Linked DNA regions of Mus musculus: region 1 is linked to region 2. The links are chromatin contacts, found by Hi-C or POLR2A ChIA-PET in ENCODE. All regions are on one chromosome and are shown on one strand. Each heading gives the region's core, a stretch centred on a gene start or an enhancer-like site at or near the end of the contact. The rest is flanking DNA. Distances are from core to core; before and after follow the strand shown. Region 1 holds the start of Jph2 (junctophilin 2). Region 2 overlaps Jph2 (junctophilin 2).

Region 1 (4,827 bases), core at 1,804-4,303, 37 kb after region 2:
CATGATCATCTGCTGAGTCAAAGTGTACCTAGTTGGAGGTTTGGTGGGTGACTCGAGGACATCAGAATTTGTCCTCAGTTCATTCCTGTTCCATCCAGTTCTATAAGCTATTCTAGGCGTACTGAAGCTGGAGAGACAGAGTTGAAGGCGGGTCCTCAGCCCAGGCATGATCCTAGCCTGCATCCCAAGCTGCTTTCAGTAGGCTGCAGCTTGCCCAGACTCACCCAGGGGGCCGCTGCTGCTTAGCCCTGCTTCCTTGCTCCACCCTCAGAATGCCCCCTTTCCCATATTCCGTCACAGCGCAGCATTCGTCCTAACTACAACATCCCACAAGTGGTTTCTTATGCCAGGAATACTTAGTTTCTAAAGAGCCACCACTTTGAGTCACTCAGCACAGCAGGAAAGTGTCCTGGAAATACCCCAGTCAGAGGAGCCATGGGGCATGGTGGAGCATGTCTATAATCCCAGTATTCTGGAGGCTGAGATAGGAGGGTTACAAGTTCAAAGCCAGCCTGAGCTATATTCTGTCTCAACAAAAAAAGACTGCAGGGAAGTTAGCAGGTTCTGTGAGACAACAGCCAAATGTCTGGATGCCAGGCAGATGCATTCATCTATTATGGAATATTCTTTAGATTTTTTTGCATAATTATAAATCTAAAACACATTCATTTTGTGATATATACAAAACAGGCAGAGAGTCACTGAGCAGTGATCTCTATAGTTTGCTCACCCCGATTCTCTCCCTTCCTCCCTCCCTCCCTCCCTTCCTCCTTTCTTCCTTCCTTCCTTCCTTGTCAGAGTTACACTATGCTGACAAGCTGCTATAAAATGATCCTCCTGCCTCAGCCTTCCAAGTAGCTGAACTAACATATGGTACCAGTAAAGGGACAACTCTCCGCCGAGCCTGTTCAAACAGGCTTTGTTGCTCACTGTGCTGGTCGGAAGGTCTGATGAACCTGAACTTGTACCTTTGCTGTGGGTAGATGCTGGCACTACTTGTTCACTGCCCATGCTTTGAGCAGTACTGATGCCCTAAGTGCCCCAGTGTATGGATGAGCAACTAAGGCCCAGGCAAGCAACATATCCAAGTCACACCTGCAGGTAAGGTAAGGCCATTTCCCAGTGTTCTTTTGCCTCAGAAAACTCCTCTTTATCTTATGACATTCTCTGACTCTCTTTACGTCCGTCCCCTCTCTGCTGGGATAGTCTCCATCTCCTACTCTTGCGATCACACCTCCCTCACCAAAAATCTAGCTCAGGAGTCATGTTCTGAAAGCCTTCCCCCTGCCCCTCAGATGTGTCTGCCCTTTCCTACCACCACTCTATCATGTTTGAGTGAGATGCTAGCCGGCCTGCCTATCTTTGAAGCCAGAGTCTATGTCCTTTTTGTATCTCATCATTTGGGCAATAACAGACAAATAGGAGGTCCCACCAAAATATGCATTGAAAAAGGCTGGGGATATGGAGCAATTGTCTAGAAATATGTGGTGAATGAAAGAATGTATGAGTAAATGGATGGATGGATGGATGGATGGACAGGTAAATAGCTGCTGGGTGGGTGGATGTATTGATCAATGGATCCATGGATAGGTGAGTTGGTGGATGAATGGATGAATAGGTAAATAGCTGCTAGGTGAATGGATGAAGGGATGGATGAATGAGTGGGTGGGTGGGTGGGTGGGTAGACAGGTAGATGTAAGCTGGGTAAATGCAAGAAGGGATGGGTGGGCTGGTGGATGGGATGGGTGAGTAGACGGATGAGTGAATGGGAGAAGGATGGATGGGTGGATGTGTGGGTGGAGGGATGGGTGGATGAAAGTTGGGTGGTTGGATGGATAGATGGATGGAGAAACGAATGAATAAACACTCTTATGATCTACCCCGTGAAAATTTTTTCATAGCAAAGTTGAGGCCAGCCCCCAGTTCTGCTAAAACACAAGCTAAAATCTAGCTGCTTACATACCTCGAGAGTAAAGAGAAGTGATTACATCCTATCAAGTGTCCATCTGTAGGACAGCCTTGTACTCTTCAGTCCTGCTGGTCCTCAAGAACTGCCTTAGTGCCCTACCTTTTCTGATAAGAAAATGGATACAGAGAGGCAGAGTAGCTTACCCAAAGCCACACAGGAACTATCACCTTAGACCATCTATTTCTTTGCCAACTACACTGCTGTTCCCCACCGTCCCTTCAGGACCCCCCTCAAGCTCTGCGGGATGAGCAAGACTCACCTCCGTCTGCGTAGGTCTCCGTGCCATAGCCGTCCTGTAGGCCGTTATTCCAAGTGCCCTCGTACTTGGCACCACTGTTTGTGCTCTGCCGGATTCCGTAGCGCCCCTTAAAGCCATGCGTCCACTCCCCCTTGTAGAGCCAGCGCCCCTTGGTCTCTATGCCAAGCCCATGTCGTTTGCCCTGGCTCCAATATCCCTCAAAGGTATTCCCACTGGGCCAGGTATAGACGCCTGCCACTTCAAAGCCAAAATTCCAGGAGCCCGAGTATTCACCCTGGCCCTTGGGGCCGGTGCACAGTCCGTGCCCGTGTGCCTTTCCCCCTTCCCAGCCCCCACAATACGCCCCGCCATCATCAAAGTCAAAGCGGCCCCCGCTCATCTCATCCTCGCTCCTGACAACTCCTCCGTCCTCCAGCTTGGGCGTAGGGGTACCTGATGTTCTCCAGGCACCTTCAGGTTGAGCCCCTAGACTCACCACCGGGCTAGAGGTGGAAAAAAGCAAGATGCCAACAGAGGCAGCAAAAGCCCAAAGGCCAAGTCAGCAGTGGGGGCGCTGGTCAGTGCCATGGCTGGGAGGCCTCCTCAGTCACCCCAACAAGGCAGCAACTTGAAAAGGAAGCCGACCGAAGAGACTCCAAGTTCCCACAAAGCGTCCCAGGTCCAGCTTCCATGGAGTCTGGTGTGCTCTCCTTAAGAAAAGCAACGAAAGGAGTTGAGGGGTCCTGTCTTTTCAAAGAGGGACAGTTCCCGGTTTAGCAGCCCAGCCGAGGCTAAATTGTCGCCACCCACCCTGAAGCAGCCGCTGGCCCCCTTCTCATCCACCCCAGTGGGCATGCGGCTCAGATCTCCCAGCTGCCCCGCCCCTTCTCCAGCCCTGCCTTCCTCCCAGGATAGAAAGGTCAGTGTTGCCCTAACAAGGCCATTGGATCTCAGAAGCTGCTCCCAAAATAACCCCCTGGCTGGCCCAGCCTCCTTCAGAGCCGGAGGGAGGGAGGGGGGCTTCCAATCCGCTGGGCCTGCAGACCCAGGCAGTGGCCCGAGGGGGCTGAGCAGGAAATCTGAGAACGAAGTGTGGACAGCTTAGCTACTTGGTGGCTTGCCTTCTTGTGGATCAGAGCTGCCTCCCATCTAGAAGTCCCCAGGTTCCGCAGGCAGGGAGAAGAGACGGAGACCAGCAGACCATCTTATCCAGGGCCACTTTGTATCCCCAGAGTTCAGGGGGTGGCAGACATGGGGCCCTACCACTTCGAGCATGCCGAGGCAGGACCTGGGGCTTTGGTCCCTCTGCCAATCCCATTGAAGAATCCAGTGACCTACAGAGAAAGGAATGGAGGACGGTTGCACATATGCCTTTGAAAGCAGAGTGGAACTCAGAATGATCAGAGAGGGTCTAACCAGGGTGCAAACGCAAACAAGCAGGCATTCTGGGCTTACATTTTCTACCCCAGCCCTAGCTCAGAAAACTGGGGGAGAACCCTGATAAAGGGAACTAGTTCAGGAGGCAGGGGATATGGATCAGTTGATAAAGTACTTGTCATGCATTCGAACCCCAGAACCCATGAGAGGGGGTTGGGGGAGTGTAAAGCACTTCTAGGGCTGACAGTCCTCAGCCAAGACCACGGTGTCTTCATTGTCTTGGAGATGTATTTCTTCTTACTAGAAGTTGGTGGAGACCTGGGTGCTAGAAATTCACCAAAGCCTTTTGCTCCTGCCACAGGAGCCGCTGAAGCCTGGCCTTATGTGCTCTTAAGGAGCTGGGGCAGAAGCAAGCTTGGGAAGGGGAATATTGCAAAAATAACGATCCTGAATATTTCTAAAATGAATCTCACTCCACCACAGCCCACAGCCTGTGTGAGGAGTGCAGAGGGGAGGAAAGTCTCCTTCCTGCTCATGGAAGTGTGTGTGTGTGTGTGTGTGTGTGTGTGTGTGTGTGTGCGTGTGTGTGTGTGTTCATAACATGGCTGGAATGGAGGAAGGTTAGAAATCACCGAAGAAAGAAAGAAAGAAAGAAAGAAAGAAAGAAAGGAAGGAAGGAAGGAAGGAAGGAAGGAAGGAAGGAAGAAAGAGACAAAGAAAGAAACAAGGAAACAAAGAAAGAAACAGGAAACAAAGAAAGAAAAGAAGAAACTAAAAGAAAAAAGCTGAGGTCCAAGGGAGCGTGAGACAGTTATCTGACTTCTACCACGTCTGTCTGACGCATTCCCAAATCCCATGATGGTTTTGGCCACTGAACGTCACTGCATTCATTTCCTTGTTTTAGAAATGGGAAGACTGTGTTCTCTGCTTTCCACTCTGCTGATAACGGTCCCTGCTAGTTGCTGCTTCTCATGATTATGTAGCCACTGACCTTACAAAGTCCTCTTGGTCCACATTTCAGTACCAGCCTCCACACCGGCCATCATCTCGGCCAGGTGGCTGGCACCCTGTCCAGGTGGACCTTCAGCCTGATCAGGCAGTTCCCCCGCTAAAAACACCTGCCCCGCCCCCACTCTTTTCCAAACTCTTTCCAGATAGGCAGTCACAGGACAAGGAAATGGACAGTCAAATAGAAAGAGAGTGATTGTCTCTGAGAGTCCGTCAATCACTACAATGCTGATCG
Region 2 (5,248 bases), core at 955-3,454:
CAGCTGTGCTTAGAGGAGATTTGTTCTAGAAGTTTGCTGGCCTGAGGGGGAAGTGATGTGTGCAGAGCGTGACCTGACTCAGCATAGAAACACTCAAACAACACATTCTACAGCTGCCCGAGAAATTTAACAGTTGCCCAAGAAATAATGAGTTACATGGGAGTTTAAAATAATCCGAGAAAGGCCTTTATTCACAAAAACACAGAAAGGCCTCTAATATAGGCAGCTTATAGAAGAAAACCCCCAAATTTAAAACAGTTCATATGATAAGCAAATTTTGTGTAAGAAAGAGGAAATTATGGGGCTGGAGAAATGGCTCGGATCTTTCAGAGGATGGGAATTTGGTTTCCAGCACCCATATCAGGAGCTTCACCTACACCTGCCTGTAAGCAACTGTCTGTAACTCTAGGCCCAGGGGCTCAGAAGCCATCCATGGGCCTGATTCCCTTTTGTGGGCACCTGCATACATGTCACACACACACACACACACACACACACACACACACACACACACAAACAACAAAAAAGAAGCAGGAATATAAATACACACTTGTTTATAGCAGGTTGAACAGCACAAACTACCTCTGTGTTCCACCTTCCTCCGTGCAGAAAGGAACCCAGGGGAGAGACACAAACCAGAGTGGCCTGTGACACAATGCAGACATGGCCAGGAGACAAAGATAAGAAGAGATAAACTATACTTAGGATCGAATGAATGTCACACACACACACATTACTCACACAAATTCTGAGGGCCACTCAGTGCACTCAGTGTGGTTTCTGGTGTGTGTGTGTGTGTGTGTGTGTGTGTGTGTGTGTGTGTGTACCTGCTCCAATTGTCTCTTAAAAGGGCAACCGAGCTAGGGTGGAGGGCACCCAAGCCTCTAACAAATCTAACATCTGCCCTCGACCTGGGATCGGAGTACCATGCTCCCCATTCACCCCCTGACCAAACTCATGTAGGGTCACAGCAAGCTCTGGGTGGTTAGAAGTCACAGTTTAGATACTGGGTTGCTATGACCCTGTGCTAATTCCCCTTCCCAGATAGGATTGTGTGAAGCCGGGGAAGGGCACTTCAGCAGTTAGGTGAGAAGCCAGTGTGAGGGATAATGGTTTGCCTTTGGTGGCTTTGGAGATGGGACCCTATGCAGCACACCACATTTTCCTCAAGGTAGCAAGGGACAGGTTCTTTTTGGGGTGACTACTGGGGGTGTGGAGCTGGGGGTGGGGGTTGCACAGAGAGCTTACCCTGTGTTTGACTGTCTGGCTCAGCAGTCAGAACCACCAGGAGGAAGATAACGGTATATAATAATAAAATGACAGTTGGTGCTGGTGTGCCAGGCATGGCAGATAGAACTTTAGAAACACTTTACACAACTTATTTTAATGTGCTCGTACACTACCTTGGGCATGGGCAGTAAGCAGCAGATCCATTTCTACCACCTTCCACGGTTGGGGGAACCAAGGCTCTGGGAAAGATCGTGCCTGGGGGGCAAGTGTTACCCAACCCCAAAGCCTGTACTCCTGAGCATGAACGTACCTCTACACAAAAAGGTGGGAACGTGAGGGAACTTGAAGCTAGGGAGACTGAAGACACAGAAGTCATGAGTGCAGAAGATTGGAGACAGGTTATGTCTAGGTCTCTGCAGGGTCACTGGGCAGATGTTGGGACAGATGTTAGCAGCTCACCCATGTATCCTTTCTCCCCCACAAGCAGAAGCCCTGTTTACTCAGGGAAGTGTCGCATCTGTCTAAAAATCACCTTTGCATCTGGCTAAAAAACACAGACCCATGGGATGGGGTAAGCCCCAAGGTGGTGGGGGAGGGGGTGCTGCCTTTACAAAAAGAGCAGAAGTTATGGCATCTGACCTTCCTCCTCCTCTCAACTCTATTTAAATATGAAGATAAAAGCTACTCTCTAAAGAGAACAGGAGAAAAGACAATGAAATGGGCCATTAAGGGTGTACAAGAGTGGCCACAAGTCCCAGGGAAGGCACCACTGGCAGCCTCCAGGACCCACTGGGGCCCTCCAGATCTCAGGGGCAGAACCAGAACCTGTAGGAAGAAGCCACAGGAGGGAAGAAAGCCTCCTAGCCTAGAAGATCCCAAGGCCAAGGCATCCAAAGTTGGTCTCGGCCCGTGTCCAGCGGTGCTGCGCTCCCGTGCCTGCAGAGGCAGAGGCAGTGAGTGAACTTGGTAGAGGTGGAGGGAGGACATTCTGACTTTGACTGGGGCAGCATTTCATGGTCTATCATGCTTCACTCACTCACACCTTTGGAGGTGAGGAAAGAAAGGATCCTGCAACGTGTGCCCAGTTCTGCATGGCATTCGGCGATGGCCTGCAGTGACCTGCAAGGCCACACAAAGGCACTGCCCAACAAAGTTCCCCGCAGTTAAAATGGTTTATAGCTGTGCCCTCCTAGATGGCAGCTGGCAAGCACGTGAAATGCGGCTACCACACCTAGGGATTGAAATGTCTAGTCAACTTAATTAAAATAGCCATGTGTGAGGACTAAAGAGACGACTTAGCTGGTAAAAGTGCTTGACCAGCAGGCATGGGGAGCTGACGTCAACCCTTAGATGAAGGTCAGGTGTTGTGGCAAATGCCTGGGATTCCAGCGAGGGGAAAGCAGAGGCAGGTGGATCCTGGGGCTCCTGGGTCAGCCTGCCTAGCCTATTTAGCACGCTTCGGACCAGTGAGTGAGCCTCCCTCAAAAAATAAGGCAGGGGCTGGAGAGGTGGCTCAGCAGTTAAGAGCACTGACTGCTCTTCCAGAGGTTCTGAGTTCTATTCCCAGCAACCACATGGTGTGTCACCACCATCTGTAATGGGATCTGATGCCCTCTTCTGGTGTGTCTGAAGACAGCTACAATGTACTCACATACATAAAAATAAATAAATATTTTTAAAAAAAAAATAAGGCAGACAACTTGTGAGAAACTGTACTCTGTCTTCCACATGTGCATAGTACATGTATGTCCACACATGTGTGCTCACATGACCAAGCATCTGCTTGTACACACACACGCACACACACACACACACACACACACACACACACTCACACACACATGCTATATGTAGCCAGCAGACATGGCTGCCATCTGTTTTCACCAACAGCCCCCGCCTCTGGTCTCTGCTTCTGTTAATCCTTCTTTTTTACTCCAGCCACACGGGGTTTCCCTGCCTCATTTCCAAGAGCCCACTCTGTTCCAGGCACACTCCCGTAGCGTACCTATGACATGCTTCCCTCTGCACACAGCCTGCTCTTCCCAGACTGCACTCTGACTCGCTCTGTCTCAAGAGCATCCTTAACTGCTTCCTTCAGTGTAGTCCTCCTTGGTCACTGGGCTCCTTCTGTAATGGAGAAGGAAGTCTCGGATCTTCAGACTTTCTTGCCCAAGCCTGGCACACAGTGGGCTCCCCACAAACACGTGCTGAATGTGTTTGGAGGCTGAAGTGGGTTCATAGAGGGTGCCTCTATCCTGGAAGTCTTTTTCCATGGCAAGACGCTTGAGATCTGCACAGTCAACCTGCTTTTGGGGGCTTCTGCATACACCGTGTACTATGGCAGTTGCTGTGACTTCAGACCAGGCAGGAGCTAAGTCAGACCTGACAGACAGGCTGGTTAGTGAGGGAAAGGTGTCTCATGCTGACGGAAGCACACATCTGAAGAACCATGGTCAGGAGAGAAGGCCCCCCTTGGAGGAACTGTGTCTGAACACAAGTTGATGGCACACTAATGTGGGATGGGCCTGGTGGGGTGGGTGACCTGGGGCCACAAAAGGAAAGCTCTAGAAATTCTAGGAACCTGTGATTTCTCCTATAGTGACATCTCTAGAATCCACACAGCGTCTCCTCTGCTTAATCCTAACTTCTCCCACAGTCGTGGAGGACAGGTCTGCATGAAGTCAGACTCACCAGGCACTGTCACAGTCCCCTAAGCTCAACTGTCCACTGTCCACCCAAGAGCTCTCTTGGATGCAGTAGAGGCTGTCAGGTGTTCCTGTCACCCCACCCAAGTCCAAACCCAAACCAGAAGTGGGGTGATTTCTGATCCATGGAAGACTCAGTAAGTGAGTGGGGGAGGTCAGGGTTCAACCATCAGAAGGAAAATCCTGAGGGTCCCCACTGCCTCAGATGAGTCCAGTCCACGTGCTCTGAGGCTCTGAGGCAGTGACCCTGTCACACAAGCTGTCCTGGGTGCCTCTCTTCCCCATCGCACCCTCCCAACTCCTCTCATCTCCGTCCTCAAATTATCTCCTAGATAAACTGCATGCATCAAACCCCCATCTCAGGCTCTGTCTCCTAGAGTACATAGATTAAGGGACCCACCCATCTGAGTGCTTGCCGGAGTGGGCTGGCAATGATAGGGAATCGCTCTGGCTGCAGAGGAAGGAAGACCCAAGAGGAGCCTTTAAGGGGACAGTGAGAGGGGCGGGTAGTGGTATAACTGAAGGAAGGGGCCAGACTCAGGCTTGACAGCCTGAGGTGCTGCTGAGGCCTGGCTGGAAGAGCCAGTCTTGCCCCATGCCAGCCCTCTATCCCAGCCTGGCCCTGAGACCTGCTGCAAAGACTATTTTTAGAGAGTTGGGTGTTTGCTTGGAGGATTTGAGGCCTGGCTTTATTTTTAACTCCTCTCCCGTGGCAGGGCATGACTGCTCCAGACTAAGGAAGGGAAGTGGAAGTCGGACCCAGCTTTGGAAGCCCAGCACGGCCAAAGGCAACAGGACACGTGGAGCAAAAGGAAGCCCAAAGCTGAAGCTGGCTGGTTTCACCTACTCCCCTGCCTCAGTGTCGGGGAGGGAGGAGGAAGATAAAATGCCTTTAGCCTCTACTCACTGAGCACCCACAGGACTCCATGGATATGCAGAGAAGCCCAGAGCACCCTCCTATCATCCTGCCACAACCCCAGGAGGCAGGACCACTGTTGCCCCATTCTACAGATAAGGAAAGTGAGATGAGAGAGGCAGATAGAAACCTAGTTCCTCAGTGAGCTTGGCTTATGGGGCCTCCGGCTCTGCCAGACTAAGGCATGGCCAGGCAGCCATCATCTGCCTATGACAACAAGGTAAACTTGGCACCCACTGACCCTAAGGGCTAGGAGGCTGTCTCTAGCTGATGAGAGGGTTGAGGTAGGGCAAGCGAACTTGAGGCTTGCCTGTGTCTGATGTTTTGTGGGTTTATACTGCTTTCCTCCTCCATGAAAGACGTAGTGTGGCTAACAAGAGGCTCTCCCGAGAGGAGG

The links. Hi-C counts contacts between places; a loop is a spot of excess contacts on that map. ChIA-PET counts read pairs that join two places held with the same protein, here RNA polymerase II (POLR2A).
Region 1: a map of heart shows a loop between it and region 2 (2.5-fold over the local background). The contact joins the promoter of Jph2 here to the enhancer-like site in region 2. A Hi-C loop is called at or near these places in 7 of 37 maps with a recorded cell type or tissue (CH12F3, T-helper 2 cell, gastrocnemius and 1 more). POLR2A ChIA-PET finds 5 or more read pairs at or near these places in 2 of 5 experiments (Patski and embryonic stem cell).

Annotation. Positions count from the first base shown.
Region 1 is chr2:163,394,920-163,399,746 of GRCm38, forward strand. It overlaps Jph2 (junctophilin 2), which reads right to left and starts at 3,054. Exons shown (of 6, transcript NM_021566.2): 1 at 2,229-3,054. The coding sequence starts at 2,607.
Region 2 is chr2:163,358,812-163,364,059 of GRCm38, forward strand. All of the region lies in intron 2 of Jph2 (junctophilin 2), which reads right to left. Gm35750 (a long non-coding RNA gene) reads left to right here. Exons shown (of 2, transcript XR_375198.3): 2 at 4,652-5,248. Among named protein-coding and RNA genes, the nearest start is that of Gm35750, 5.1 kb to the left of the region's middle. RefSeq lists an enhancer at 3,642-5,248. Within about 2 kb of position 2,205, at least 1 of the 3 ENCODE cell types and tissues checked has a DNase peak (open chromatin) inside an H3K27ac peak, as active enhancers do; it is heart, where a contact is called at or near this core.